2 separate regions of the Mus musculus genome follow, and region 1 is linked to region 2. A link is a contact called in ENCODE Hi-C or POLR2A ChIA-PET data. All regions are on one chromosome and are shown on one strand. Each heading gives the region's core, a stretch centred on a gene start or an enhancer-like site at or near the end of the contact. The rest is flanking DNA. Distances are from core to core; before and after follow the strand shown. Region 1 holds the start of Zfp593 (zinc finger protein 593). Region 2 holds the start of Cd52 (CD52 antigen).

Evidence for each region. A loop is a pair of places that touch in the nucleus more often than their neighbours do. ChIA-PET counts read pairs that join two places held with the same protein, here RNA polymerase II (POLR2A).
Region 1: a map of Patski shows a loop between it and region 2 (2.0-fold over the local background). The contact joins the promoter of Zfp593 here to the promoter of Cd52 in region 2. A Hi-C loop is called at or near these places in 1 of 37 maps with a recorded cell type or tissue (Patski). POLR2A ChIA-PET finds 5 or more read pairs at or near these places in 1 of 5 experiments (embryonic stem cell).

Annotation. Positions count from the first base shown.
Region 1 is chr4:134,241,369-134,248,321 of GRCm38, forward strand. It overlaps Zfp593 (zinc finger protein 593), which reads right to left and starts at 4,223. Exons shown (of 3, transcript NM_024215.2): 1 at 3,936-4,223; 2 at 3,657-3,719; 3 at 1,938-3,562. The coding sequence starts at 4,135. The coding sequence ends at 3,421. E130218I03Rik (RIKEN cDNA E130218I03 gene) reads left to right here and starts at 2,395. Exons shown (of 5, transcript NR_040436.1): 1 at 2,395-2,454; 2 at 2,536-2,607; 3 at 2,867-3,045; 4 at 3,539-3,734; 5 at 4,055-4,505. Gm30191 (predicted gene, 30191) reads left to right here and starts at 5,580. Exons shown (of 4, transcript NM_001372229.1): 1 at 5,580-5,984; 2 at 6,934-6,953. The coding sequence starts at 5,895.
Region 2 is chr4:134,089,551-134,096,477 of GRCm38, forward strand. Cd52 (CD52 antigen) reads right to left here and starts at 5,523. Exons shown (of 2, transcript NM_013706.2): 1 at 5,384-5,523; 2 at 3,988-4,350. The coding sequence starts at 5,434. The coding sequence ends at 4,177. Crybg2 (crystallin beta-gamma domain containing 2) reads left to right here. Exons shown (of 20, transcript NM_001162970.1): 18 at 1,528-1,686; 19 at 2,500-2,659; 20 at 2,769-2,954. The coding sequence ends at 2,857.

The sequences.
Region 1 (6,953 bases), core at 2,973-5,472, 150 kb after region 2:
GCCAATGAGATTGTTCTGTCAGTAACCCTGCCTGTCCCCAAGCCTGACAGCTGACTTCAATTTCTAGGACCCACATGAAGAGCTGAATCCTACCTGTGGTTCTGTGACTGCCACACACACACCACAGCATTCATGAACCCCAAGAATTTTAGTATAATTATAGATTTTAAATATATCTAAGGAACACTAACCAAGTATAGTGGGAACACCCCTTTAACTCCAGCACTTGGGATAGGCAAGTGGATGTGAGTTTGAGACTAGCCTGGCCTACACAGTGAGCTCTAGGACAGCAGGATTACATAGACACTGCCTCGAAATAGGAGCATTAGTAGTCTGAGTGGTCTAACTCAGCACTTACTTTTTGTGGTGCTAGGAACTGAACTTCAGGCCTTACATGCTGGGCTCAGCCCTCCTCTCACAGATTAATTAGCAAACAGCTCTAAGGTAGGGAATGCAGACGTGACAGAGAAGTCTGGGTCAGCAGACGGAGAACAGGTAGTAGCCATTCGGTCATCCAAAGTCTAACAGACACAGAGGAACCTAACCAATGGCAGCTACATGACATCAGGGTCCAAGACAAAGAATGCCACCACGTGGGGTTAAGAGTAGGCTACGGGCCGGTCAGTGGTGGCGCACGCCTTTAATCCCAGCACTTGGGAGGCAGGGGTAGGCGGATTTCTGAGTTCGAGGCCAGCCTGGTCTATAGAGTGAGTTCCAGGACAGCCAGGGATACAGAGAAACCCTGTCTCGAAAAACCAAAAAACAAACAAAGTAGGCTAAGGATCAGCAGTTTTGAATCAGTTGTAAACTGGTTCTTCCTTTTCAGAGAGTCTTATGGACCCCAGATGGCTGGGGGCTCCCCGAATGTTGGAGGATGACAACCTTGACTTTCGGATCCTCCCACTGAGTACTGGGGTTATAGACATAAGACACTACATTTGGCTTATGGGGTACTTGATATGGAAGCTCAGGGCTTTACACATGCCAGGCTTGAACTCCTGACAGGCCTGTCTGCCTTTCCTTCTTAATTATACTTAAGTACACTGTAGCTGACTTCAGAAGCACCAAAAGAGGGTGTCAGATCTCAGGACCTTTGGAAGAGCAGTCAGTGCTCTTACCCACTAAGTTATCTTGCCAGCCCCTGTATTCTTTTCTTTCTTCCTTGCTTTTCTTTCTTTGTGTGTGTATATTGTTTTTATTTGTTTGAGACAGGATCTCACTACACAGCCCTGGCTGTCCTGGAACTCACTCTGTGTACCAGGCTGGCCTCGAACTCAAGAGATTTGCCTTCCTCAGCCTCCTGAGTGCTGGGATTAGAGTGTGCCATCATACCCAGCCAACACTTTTTACGTAGTTTTCCTTTCTTAGGTTTTTGTTTGTTTGTTTGTTTTGTTTTTTGGTGGTTCTGGGGATCTTTTGCAGAGCCTGCAAAGGACAGACAGACTTTCTATCACTGAACTAGAGCCCTCCCCATCACTGCACTGGAGCGTTCTTATTCTCTATTTAGATATTCCACATACTATTCTGAAAACTGTCCTTCCCCCCACCCCTTCATTTTCACAGAGAACAAAAAGCTAGGCATGCTGGCCTATACCTTTAATCTCAGCACTTTTTGTTTTTTGGATTTTGTTTTGTTTTTTCAAGACAGGGTTTCTCTGTGTAGCCCTGGCTGTCCTGGAACTCACTCTGTAGACCAGGCTGGTCTTAGACTCATAAATCCGCCTGCCTCTGCCTCCCGAGTGCTGGGATTAAAGGCGTGCGCCACCACTGCCCGGCAATCTCAGCACTCTTGAGGCAGAGGCAGGTGGATCTCTGTTGAGTTCAAGACCAGCCTGATCTACATAGCGAGTTTCAGGACAGCCAGGAGGCTATGTAGAAAAATCCTGTCTCAAAAAAAGAAAAAGCAAGAGATAACAAAATACATGCACACTGATAAATGTAGTTAAAATTTTTTAACATAACATTATAGACAGCTTAATGGCACAAGCAAACCTTTGTCACCCTCAAGCCCACAAAAGATGTTCTTGTGAGAACTCCATCTTTGGTTGGGGGGTGGAGATGAAGTGTACCCTCCCACCAAGGTAGTTGAATTTACAGAACCTCAATGGTCAAGTGGCTAACAGGTTGTATGGCCTCTTTTGCTGAATGCTCACATCCAGTTCAGACCAGGGCCGAGGGAGGCTGCCTAGTACCTGATGGATGCGGGGACTCCTGGGCACTGTCAGCCAAGACTTGGCCTACATGCCTGGCCTGGCCTCTCTGGTAAATGGGGGAGGAGCTGATATTCAGGCCTGATGCTGATCCCTCCTGACAGCTGCTCCTAAGGCTGGCAAGGCAGCAGCAGGCAGGGGGGGAGGGACCAGATTTAAAGATCCAGCCGCCCTGCCCCCTGCCAGACTTGGGTAAGCCGGCATCGGTGAGCATCCTCTGAGCATACAGTGCCCAGGCAAATAGGTCAGGGACCCCTATGCTCTGGTGTCCACTTCTTGGCACCCTGGGCGACACCCAGTCTTCATTTCTGTTCCCATTTCACAGGCCAACAGGGAGGACAGTGCCCCCACTATGAGATTTCGACGCCTGACTCCTGGCTACTTCCGGGTGCTACAGGTAAGGAAATCTACCTACCTCTTCCTCCCAACTTCCCCCAACGACACGTCTGATACCCCCAACAGTCAGGCTGTCACGTTCCCTGCTGCCTGACTAGCCGGGACCCAGATGGGCAGTGAGGCGAGAAGGATTGGGGTGGAATCTCCCTGGGGCAGAAATGGCGCCTGCATCTTCTTTACCCAGCTGCGCCATCTTATACCCTTCTTCCTGCCTAGAAGCCTCAGTTGACCCTTCACGTGCACCCTCTGTGCTCTCCCAGATGCAGGTGGCTGGGGAGCTGAAGGCAGAGCCCCGGAGTCCCCTGGTTGGGATTGTGGCTACATTGTTGGCTGTCCTCGGGTTAGGTGGCTCCTGCTATGCAGTATGGAAGATGGTGAAGCAGCGGCAACCATCACAGGCCCCGTGATGAGGCGGGTAGCCTCTCGCCCAGGCTTGGAGGTAGGCGATTCAGGGGAGGGGGCTGCAATATCCGAATCCCACTTTTTTCCCCTTGGGGATTAGTCTCAGCCATCGCTAGATCCTACTCCCAAGTTTTACGCTGTACCTAGCCAGACTCCAGCCTAGATCCAAAGAAGCAGGGGGAGGATACCCGTTCCAAAGCTGGACCTAGTAGGGAGTAGACATCTTGGCCCAGAAACCCCTGGTAAGGGAAGTTAGTATCGGAGGTGTGCCCTCTTGTCCAGGTCCTTTATTTTGGGCAGAACACCCGGAAGAGAGCATCTCCGCAAACCGGAAATCCAAAATACACACTCTCAGCTTGGCTGATGAACCACTGCCCATGGGCAGTTCCTCTGCCCTGCATCCTTAGGCCACTCAGGTGGACGTGTCCATCTCAGGGATATCAGTGGACACTTCTGTGGGCACGCCCAGCCGCTGGGGTTGAACATACGAGCCCATGCCCGCTGCCCTCTCAGCTTCTTCCTGACTGTAGGGTTCGACACTCAGCTGCTTCAGCCTGGGAAAAAGAAGAGTTGGAGATCGGAGCTCACCGAGTGCAAACCCTTCCTGCATGGCACCCATCCGCCAGTCCTCTACTGACCCCTCCATACCTTTTCTTGTGGTCTTTGGATCGGAAATGGGTCTTCAGGTTGGCTGAATCGATGAAGTACCTCCTGCAGGAATGTAGGGTGAGGGAAAGAGTGAAGGGGTGAGGTCTCTCACACCTCCCTGGCCCTAGCTCGTTCCCAGACATCGGATTCTGAACCCGAAGTGATAAGTGGCGGGTTGACCCAGGGATCCCAAGACAGAACCTTCTAGCGGCTCGCGGCCCGGACCTCGCTGCCCCTAGCTAGTACCTCAGACCCTGCTCCTCCCCAGGCTGGACTCACGCGCAAGCCAGACAGCGATGCAGGCCGCCCCCTGGCAGGTCCGGGTCGGGCTCCGCGTCCGGCTCCGGCTTGGGCCGCGGGAGCCCCTGCGGCCTCAGCTCGCGATGAATCTCATCCAGGTCCGGCCGCCGCTTCTTGGCCTTCATCTGGCGGGCTAAGGAATGTGCTCGGTGCGCGCCGGTCCGCCGAGAGCGACCCATGATCAGAGAGACACCCACACACAAGACCAAGAAACAGGGAGTAGGGAAAAGACCCACACGTGTTGGCGCTTCCGGGCCGCCCAGTGACGTCACGAGAGGCCCGCCCGGGGGCGGAGCAGGATTGGACAGACTGCCTCTGATGACGTCACGGTCGGGTTGGCCGTTTGAGCGCCCCCAGATGGTCGTCGATGATAGTGACTGGGCTCTCGCGGGGCGTGAGCGGGCTTGAGGGGAGCCGGTCCCACTATTCTGCCCGCCCCATCCTCACTTGCCGGTTTCCACACCCCGAATTTCAGTGGTAGGGGATGCTTTTAACGTCTCTGGAAGCACTGTTGCTTGTGCCATGAATAAATTACTTCATAAATGAGAATTAGTGTGGAATCATGGATGGGTCACCCAGAGATACCCCTAGGTTCTAACAAAGAGCCTTGTTCTCCTCACCTACCCCCCACTGGCGTTTCATTTTACATCTCTCCTCTGTTCTCCCTCCCCCACTCTCAAGCAAATTCCTGGGGCAAAAAGCAGAAAATTGTTTCACAAAGAATCTACCACCTAAGGGGTCTGTCCTTGAAGAGTGCTCAGCTCTTTTTACAAAAAGAGCTTTTTGTCTGTTGTTGGTTGGTTGGTTGGCTGCTTGCTTGCTTGGTTCTTCAGAACTGGGGTTGGTGTCCAGGGCTTCATATAATCCAGGCAGGCAGTCTAACAGAGGAGTTTGGGGTGGGGCACCACATCACTAGCCCAAGAGGAAATGTCCCTAGAAGAAGCCCCCCACCTTTGCTTTCTTTCTTTATGCCCAGGGAGGGCTGGCAGGAAAGGGGGAAATGACCAAGAAATGGTGCCTCTGCTCATCTTGGCCTGGTGCCTCTCAGGCTGGCCAGAGCCAGCTCCACTATATGGGGGCAGAGGACCTCAGCAATAATTAAGCATTCTGGCTCTTTGGAACCAGTTGCCAGGAAACAGGGAGTGAGGCACGTGCATCCCTGGGGAGAACAGGTTTCTAGGCCAGACCCGAAGTGAAATGGAAGCCCAGCGTGCTGACTGGAGGTCTGGGATCTTCCAACTCCAACTTATGAGGACTGGGTAGACACAGGGTGGGACCCTGATGAGGACCCAGCTAGAATGGCAGCGATCACAGGATGCATAGGTATGGCTCCTGGACTCAAGACTCCACTCAAGTGGAAAACTTTTTCTACAGCTATTGAGCCGCCATCAGTATTCCCGACTGCAGGCAGAAAAATGGACTCTCCAAAAAGCTGACTTTATTAACTTTGGCCAATTTGGGTCAAGACTTGGGGCTGAAATGGCACAAGCCTGCCCCAACCTCAGAATCCGTGGGATCAAGTTTACCTGCCTGGCACTGTGCCAGCTGGGGAGACTGGTGCATCTTTCATGAAGTCACCGGATCCCGGGGACAGGCTCTTGGTTCTTCCAAGTTTCTGGGACCAGAGCCACTGGTGCCCACTGAGCTACCAGCCTTCTGTGCCTGAGTGCCAGGACCCTTTTCCCCTGCAGCCATGAACCAAGCCTTCTGGAAAACTTACAAGTCCAAAGTGCTACAGACGCTGAGTGGAGAATCTGAAGAGAACTTGGCAGAGGAGGTGGGTACTGTCCTTATTTTCTAGGCCAGACAGACAGCCAGCCAAGGTAGGGAGCACAGAGAGCATTAAATAGTCTGGGGAAGAAGACAATTGTAGGTGGGCTTCCAAACAGCACAGCGCAGCGACAGAGATGTTCAAGAAAATGAAGGAGAGCTAGGGCCATGAGAGAAGCAGTCGCTGACTCCAAGGATCTCAGGAGCTGCCATACGAAAAAGATCGTTCCAACGCCAATATCGGCAGTAGACACAAAAGTACGTTACACTTTATACAGCTTTCTAGTGGACAAAGTTAAGCAAAAGTGGGATCCCTTGCCTGCAGAGTAGTGAGCTCCTGTTTATGGCAGTAGGGAGTGGCTCTCACCCTCTGCGGACCACAGTAGCAGCATCTGATGAAAGCCATACTTAGGCCGTACTTGGTTGTGAGAGAGAAGGCAAAAAGGACTTTGAAACTAAGACCGTTTATGTCTAGTAGTTGTGATAAATGGCAGTTACACAAATAGATGCGGCAGGGGGCAGGGACAAGCCCGGCGAGGGGGTGGATAAGCCTATGATTGGACAGGTGCGTGTCCAAGACTGGCTTCCTGTGGATGTGTCGGCAAGAGAATGCTACAATTAGTGTCTCTGTGGACAGTCCGGTGCAGATGTGAACTGGATTTAGTGAGTTTCCATACATGTGCGTTTTGAGCAGAATTCTGTACCTGCGTGCTTTCATGTGGGCATTTCCGGGGGCTACGTTTGGTTGGTAGAGAAATTTGGAGGGCTGTGCCTAGGTCTCTGTTTAGCCAGCTTCCTGCAGGAGAGGACACAGGAATGAATTGCTTAGCCTCGTGAGTGCTCTTGCCCGGGTGCCTAGACTGCACACCCGTGTGTATACAGGGGGAGAGGTCTAGCCACAAAGACGCTTGTGTGTCTGTAGTAGCACACATAGTGTGCCATTGTGCAAGGTTTCCAGTTCGTTCAGCTGTGTTTGGGAGTGGGCAGATGTAGGTGCTCAAGGGTATCTGCAGAGATTTACCATGCAGCCCTGCGTATGTGAGCAGAAGCATGATGAAGAGATGTGTGTGCCCGCAGGCATTCCTCTGGGCTCCAATGGAGATGCAGGGTGTGTGGGAGATGCACTTCTATGGTACATAGGCTGCCTAGTGCTGGTTAGCAATGGGGCTCCTCTCATGCTTGGGGTTGGGGGTGTCTTATGTCCCAGAGGGAGAGCCCCACCTTGGA
Region 2 (6,927 bases), core at 4,273-6,772:
AACTTGAAAACAAAGCAGCTTTACCTGTCCTAAAGGACAATACAATAAATATAATAAGCTTATTCACCCAAAACTGCAAATCATCTCATGGACGGAGTTTGCATGCAAGAGTGCATTGTCTATATCTGCTTGTCTATACGTTGGCTTCAGTTCTGCACACATATATTTCTTTTTTTTTTTCTTTTTGGTTTTTTGAGACAGGGTTTCTCTCTGTAGCCCTGGCTGTCCTGGAACTCACTCTGTAGACCAGGCTGGCCTCGAACTCAGAAATCTGCCTGCCTCTGCCTCCCAAGTGCTAGGATTAAAGGCATGTGCCACCACGCCCGGCCACACATATATTTCTAAGCTATGGCTGTGGCCTGTGTGTGTGTGTGCATGCATGTAAGGAGTATGTATACACACACACATGTGCCCTTCTAAGAGTCTGTCTGTACGTAAGCTATTTGGGGTCTGGAGGACATGGGTGTCTGTGTGCCTGTCCATGCCTGTGCCCCAGAGAGTTCTGAGCTGTGTATGAGGGCATGTGTTTAGTCTCATTGTTCACAGACTCTCATGGCAACATTGTCGGAAGAAATCCTGGCAAATACCTTAAACTCTCATATGGGGAGATAAAGACCCAGGGGAGTGGACAAGGAGTTTCTCCGCAAAGTTGGGCAAGCACTGTTTGTCTATGGATCTTGGTGTGTGTGTGTGTGTGTGTGTGTGTGTGTGTGTGTGTGTGTGTGTGTCCGGTAGTATAACCCTGGCTAGCCTGGAACTCTCTGTGTAGACCAGGCTGGCCTCAAGCATCCATCTCCCTCTGCCTCCTGAGTTCTGGGATTCGACGTGTGGGCCATCTTGCCCAGGTGTTTCCTCATCTATAAAATGGGGATAACATTTGTGGTCCTGCATTTGTTGAAGACTGAAAATTGATAATGACTGCAGAACCATTGGGCAGTGCTCTAGTGGGAAACATGGCTCAGATCGAACTTAGGGCTAACATCATCCTTTCTGCTACTGTCACCACAAACAAAGACCCTGCTAATCCAGAGCCACTTCTGATCTCTGGACACCTTTAGCTTTAGCATGTATGTATGCATGCATTTTCTTTCTGTGTGTGTGTGTGCGCGTGTGTCTCTGTGTATATGTGTGTGTGTGTGCATGCGTGAGTGTGTGTACATCTGTAGTTTTATAATCAGCTGTACCTGTAGTAAGCATAAGTCGCTGGCACAGAACGGGCTGGGAGGAGCTGTGTGTCAGTTGTGATGTGAATGTGATGGCTGCATAGACCTGTGGAATCGTTTGTGCCTTCTATAAACTGCCACCTTGTGGACTGAGGGTATACCTGCCAGGGTCCCTTAACACAGGTGCAGGTATCTATAGTTACTGAGCTATGCATATAGTATGGGTGTATAAAAAAGATGTGACTTTGTCAGTGGGGACATTTGGAGGCAGGGGAGATTTAGGAGTGTGGGTCCCTCGAGGGTCCCTAGTTGAGGGTGGTAGGGCATCCCTGACAGCAACGTCTCAGCCTCTTCTCACCATCAGCGCCGAGCCTATTTTCGCCTGTGGAATGCGGCACTAGGGGGATTCCTGTCAGTGCCTGATCACGTGGAGGACATGAAAGCAGGCCGCGTGGTGGTCTCCGAGCCCCAAGCTGGGGGCAGCTGCATCTGGTACTATGAAGATGGCCTGCTGAAGAACCAGGTACGGTTCCAGAGCTTGTTTTGCTGAGACCAGGTTTGCCAACCTGCCTTGGGAAGTCCCAGCCCAGTTAGATGCAAGATGCATGCAACCCGGAAGTAGAGATGCGAGCTCATTCATCTTTCTTATGTTATATCTTCAAAGAACTAGTGTTTGGGGCTGGGCAAGTGCCACAGTAGTTAAAAGCACTTGTTGCAAGCCGGGCAGTGGTGGCACTTGCCTTTAATCCCAGCACTTGGGAGGTAGAGGCGGGCGGATTTCTGAGTTTGAGGCCAGCCTGGTCTACAGAGTGAGTTCCAGGACAGCCAGGGCTACACAGAAAAATCCTGTCTCGAAAAACAAAACAAAACAAAAACAACAACAACAAAAGCACTTGTTGCTTTTGCAGAGGACCTAAGTTCAGTTCCCAGCATAAAAATGATGACATAGGCCATCCCTAATTCTAGTTGCAGAGTATTTGATGCCCTCTTCTAACCTCGGTGGGCACCAGGCATGTGTTTATTGCACAGACATGCATGCGGTCAAAACACTCATAAAATAAATCTAAAAATGAATGAAGAGACTTACCTAGGGCTAGATTCAAAAGTAGTGAATGAGCTGGACAGGGTGGCCCACGTATTCAGGAGGCAGAAAGAGTTGAATATCTATGAGCTCAAGGCTAGCCTGGTCTACATAGCAAGTTCTGGGCAAGCCAAAGCTACATAGATACTGCGTCCCAGACAAAAGAAACCACAACAACAAAAATCCAGCGAGCGAAGGATGGCTTGAGCATGGGAGATTTCCTAGGCCAAATCTCACGATCTTCTGGGGCCTCAGATGGCCCCCACCATGAGCCTACAGGTGATTGGACCTCCTAGCCCAGGCTCCAAAGTAGTACTATGGGCCGAGAGCCGCCTACCACGCCAAACCTGGAGCATCAATGAATTGGGTCACATCTGCAGCCAAATGTTTGAAGGCCAGATCCTGGATGTGAAGGGTAATGTAGGGGTGGGGTAAGGGTGCATAAGAGGGGAGTAAAAACTGGGCTGCATCCAGCACTCTCTGACCACCTCTGAATTTTCCCCCTCCTCTCCCCCCCCCCGCAGGCGGACGAGGGTATGACCGTGACCATGTGGTGCTGTGGGAACCAACCAAGGACAGACTTTCCCAGATCTGGACTGTCCATGTACTTTGAACCAACCAACGCCATCACCAGTTTCCTTCAGGAGGCTTTTGCTGGGATGAAGTGTTTTATACAGATTTTGCTGTGAAATAAGCTATTTTCTACTATGCTGCTGGTGGTCTCGTCTCTGCACCTTGATGTTGGGATGGAGAGAGTCCAGTTGACCCTCAGCCTCCTCTTCTGGTTGGTTTCACTTCCTGTGCAGCTTCCCCTGACCACCAGGGGGAGCTGCATACCCCACACTGGTGTGTCATCCGTTCTGCCTCTCTGACTGTAGGGACTAGCCAGCCAAGCCTATGTGATTCCCACCCCAGTGCAGGACTCAGATGGGTGTTCAGGGGACAGAAGTGGATGGCTGTCCCACTTGGAAGAGGTACTGTAGGAGTTGGCCAGGCCAGAAAGAAATAACAGCAGAAACTATTCCAGGGATAGAGATGTATCCAAGGGTGAACTTTCAAGGTTCGGTCTGTGAGTCCACAGTGGGCAGGGCAAGAAAGACAGGAGGGTCTACATTTCTGCTTCTTCTAAATCTGGTCACAAAGCCTGAAGGTTTAGCCTTGGGCAGAAAAGCCAGGAGAAGGGGCTGGGTCCCTAGCTGTGTGACAGGTCAGGATATCAGAGACCTCGGGCTGCAGTTATGTTGCCATCCTCTGTTGACATGGGATCCTGGGAAGACACAGAGGCAAGGACCCTTGGGAATCAGTCTGAGCTTCCTTGTCTCCTCCAAAGACCACCCCCAAGCCCAGGAGGGCAGGGTGGTTAGAGGGGCTGCTGGTCCTTCCTGCCTTCCCTGGCTGAGGGTGTGGGTAGCAAGCCTTGCCTCCTCATCCTCTTGCCCAGTGATAGAAGGCATGTGGTCAGAGACTTGGGAGCCATCCTTCCGCAAACCTTCCCAGACACGGGCTGCTTCTGGGTCTGTAGTACTCCCGTTGGGAGTTTTGAGAGAAACAGCCAAACAATATGTGATTTCCCAGAATCTATCAGTATGAAGACATCAAGGGCATGGGCTGGGCACCTGCCTGAACCTGGGGTGTGTGGGGCTTGAGAGTCAAGGGCAGTACTGGGTTCACTCCTAATACTGCCGCACACATGACTCCTGAGGCCAGTGATGTGCAGTGATCGATCACACGTGGGACCCCATCTAAGCATAAGTATAACTTTATTGTGCCCTAGCTGGGTGTCACGGCCCCGCTCCCATTCCGGCCATTGGCTGTCAACTTTAGCCTCCTTGGATATCTGCTATCAACCCTTCCCGTGGGTTGGGATGTCTCTCGCTACTGATGGTGGCAGCAGTGGGTGGAGCACGGGGCTTCAGAAGCTGCGCCTTCACCTCAGCTGAGGTAGAAGAGGCACATTAAGGTATTGGCAAAGAAGAGGAAACTGCAGGCACCCGCATCGATGATGGATGAGGCCCCACTCTTTAAGGGGGTTTTTTTGGTGGAGGTGCTGTTTTTGTTAGTACCAGAAGCGGCCGTAGTGGCTTGTCCCAAGGATCCTGTTTGTATCTGCAAGAGAAGCGCTGCTCAGTAGGATTTGAACCTTCTGTTGAGGGCTCCTGCCCCTTTGTTCCCTTTCTTCAACTCTAGGCTTCCATAAAACTGCCATCAGCCCTGTTGAGATGTTTGGCTTCCCACCTCATCACAGGCAAGGGAAAGGCAGCCCCCATGTTTGTCATTCTTCCACCTCGAAACTTCCCACCACTTTTCAGGCTGCCAGATCCTCCAGCAAAGAGGGAAACAGAAACCCAAATGTGGGCTTCCCCTCCCAGAGCCTCGGTTTCCTCATCTCCTGGTGATCAGAGTCCACCATGGTCCAGAGTATCACACGTGACGGGCCTGAGTAAGGCCCCTGGCAGAGGGTGGGGTGGGGATGGCAGGTGACAAGCTGTCCTTGATGCTTGATCGGGCAGTAACTGAAGTTGCCCTTGATGGTCATCAAACTAGTTTTGGTGGCCATCAAACTGCCTTGATGCATGGTCTAGATGTTCTTGATCAAGAACTTGATGGCTCCATTCCCTGTGCTAATCAGGCCTCTCTGCGTACATAGTGCCACAAAGGATGCCTCCCAGGGTGGCAGTTGATCTGCAGAGTATATGGGAGACTTCTGTCTCTGTATTCCTGCACACCCACAATTCACTATGGCAGGGGCAGGGGACCCTCGGTCACCTATGGCAGTCTATTAGACCTCTCTCCAGCCCTCTCAAAAGGGCCACTTCTGCGGCTCTCCTCATCAGGGCTTCCTCTCCTGATCCAGAATTACCCAGAACCCTCTGAGTAGCTTCACACATCAGACACCTTCTGAGATTTCCCTCTCTGAGGCCAGTCTGATAGCGCCTGTGAGGAGTAGAAACCCAGCCATATAGGCCCTCCTAGATCCCTGGTTTCCAGTTGGCGACCATCTATCTCTGTCCCTGTGGTAGAAGGCAAGGGTCCCCACCACCACCACCGAGAACCTGCATTCCTTCCCCAGAACCTGGACCAAACCATTAAGCTAAGACCTGGTGGTAGCTGCAGTGACTCTAGGAGGAGCTGTCCTTACCTGAATCACAACCAGAAGAATGATAGTGAGGAAGAGGAGGAAGCTCTTCATCCTGAAATCTTCCTGGGCTCTGTAGCAGCTTTGAGAGATGAGTTCAGGACAGTCTGCAGGCCACTTTGAACCTGGCTGCTTTTTCTGCAGAAGAGAAAGGGAGGAGGCGGGAGGAAGGAGGGCCTAGGGGCGGGGAAAGGAGCTTCCTTCTTTCAAACCTGGGGGTGGATGAAACTAGCCTTGAGGTTCCTGTAGATGAGTTGTCAGTTCTCAAAAGAAGCACAGGCAGGGCATACAGAGCAACATGGAGACACGGGGCAGGATGGATGGATGGTTTCCAGGCTTGGAGCCCTGTGTCCTGGGAAGGAATCTTGTTTTCATGATTTGACAACTCAGACCTCAGGCCTGAGGCTGAATTTACAAGTCTTTAACATCCCCCTCAAAAAAAAAAAAAAAAAAAAGTATGCTGCAGTGATAAGCCTTATTTTTTTATCTTTGTATTTTGAGACATGGTCTATGTCACTCTGGATGGGTTTACATTCAAGCTGCTCCTGCCTCAACCTCTGAATTCTGGAATTGCAGCCCTACATCACACTGCTGACTAATCACTTACTTTAAAAAGAGCCAACAAGGGGCAGGAGAGGTGGCTCAGAGATTAAGAGCCCTGGTTGCTCTTCCAGAGGACCCAGGTTCAATTCCCAGCACCCACATGGCAGCTCACAACTGTAACTCCAGTTCCAGGGAGTCCAACACTCTCACACAGACACCCATGCAGGCAAAATATCAATGCATATACAATTAAAAAAATCATTAAAATAAAAAGCATGCCAGCTCTTAGGAGACAGAAGCAGGTGGGTCTCTATGAGTCTGAGGCTAGCCTGGGCTACATAGTGAGTTCCAAGTTCCAAGATTGAACTACATAGTTAAGATTCTGGCTCAGGCTAGGTGTGGTGGCGCACGCCTTTAATCCCAGCAATTGTGAGGCAGAGGCAGGCAGATTTCTGAGTTCGAGGCCAACCTGGTCTACAGAGTCAGTTCCAGGACAGTCAGGGCTACACAGAGAACCCTGTCTCAAAAATAAATAAATAAATAAATAAATAAATAAATAAATAAATAAATAAATAAATAAATAAAAATATTCTGGCTCAAAACAAAAATAAGCCAAAACAACCAAAAAGCCCTGTATATTGATAATGCCTAACTCTAGCAACTGTTATATAAATGGCAATTGTGTTTTGTTTTAAAGATTGAGTCCCTGTAATCCCAGAACTCAGGGTAGAGCCCAGGAGACGATCAAGGGCAGTTATATCTAAATGGTGACTTTGAGGCCAGCCTGGGCTACCTGGGACTCTGTCTGAAAACACACAGGCAAGCAAATGATCAGACAAGAGAAGGGAGCTAAGAGAGTGGAGTGGATGTAGAAGTCGTGGGAAATGGTGGATGGATCCTACCATTGGTTCTATGGAGGCTCAGGACCATTGAGATCCAGGAACCGGTAGCAAGATTTGATTAGTTTTGGGTCTGGCCCCATTTCCTCTGCTCCTCTGCTCTTT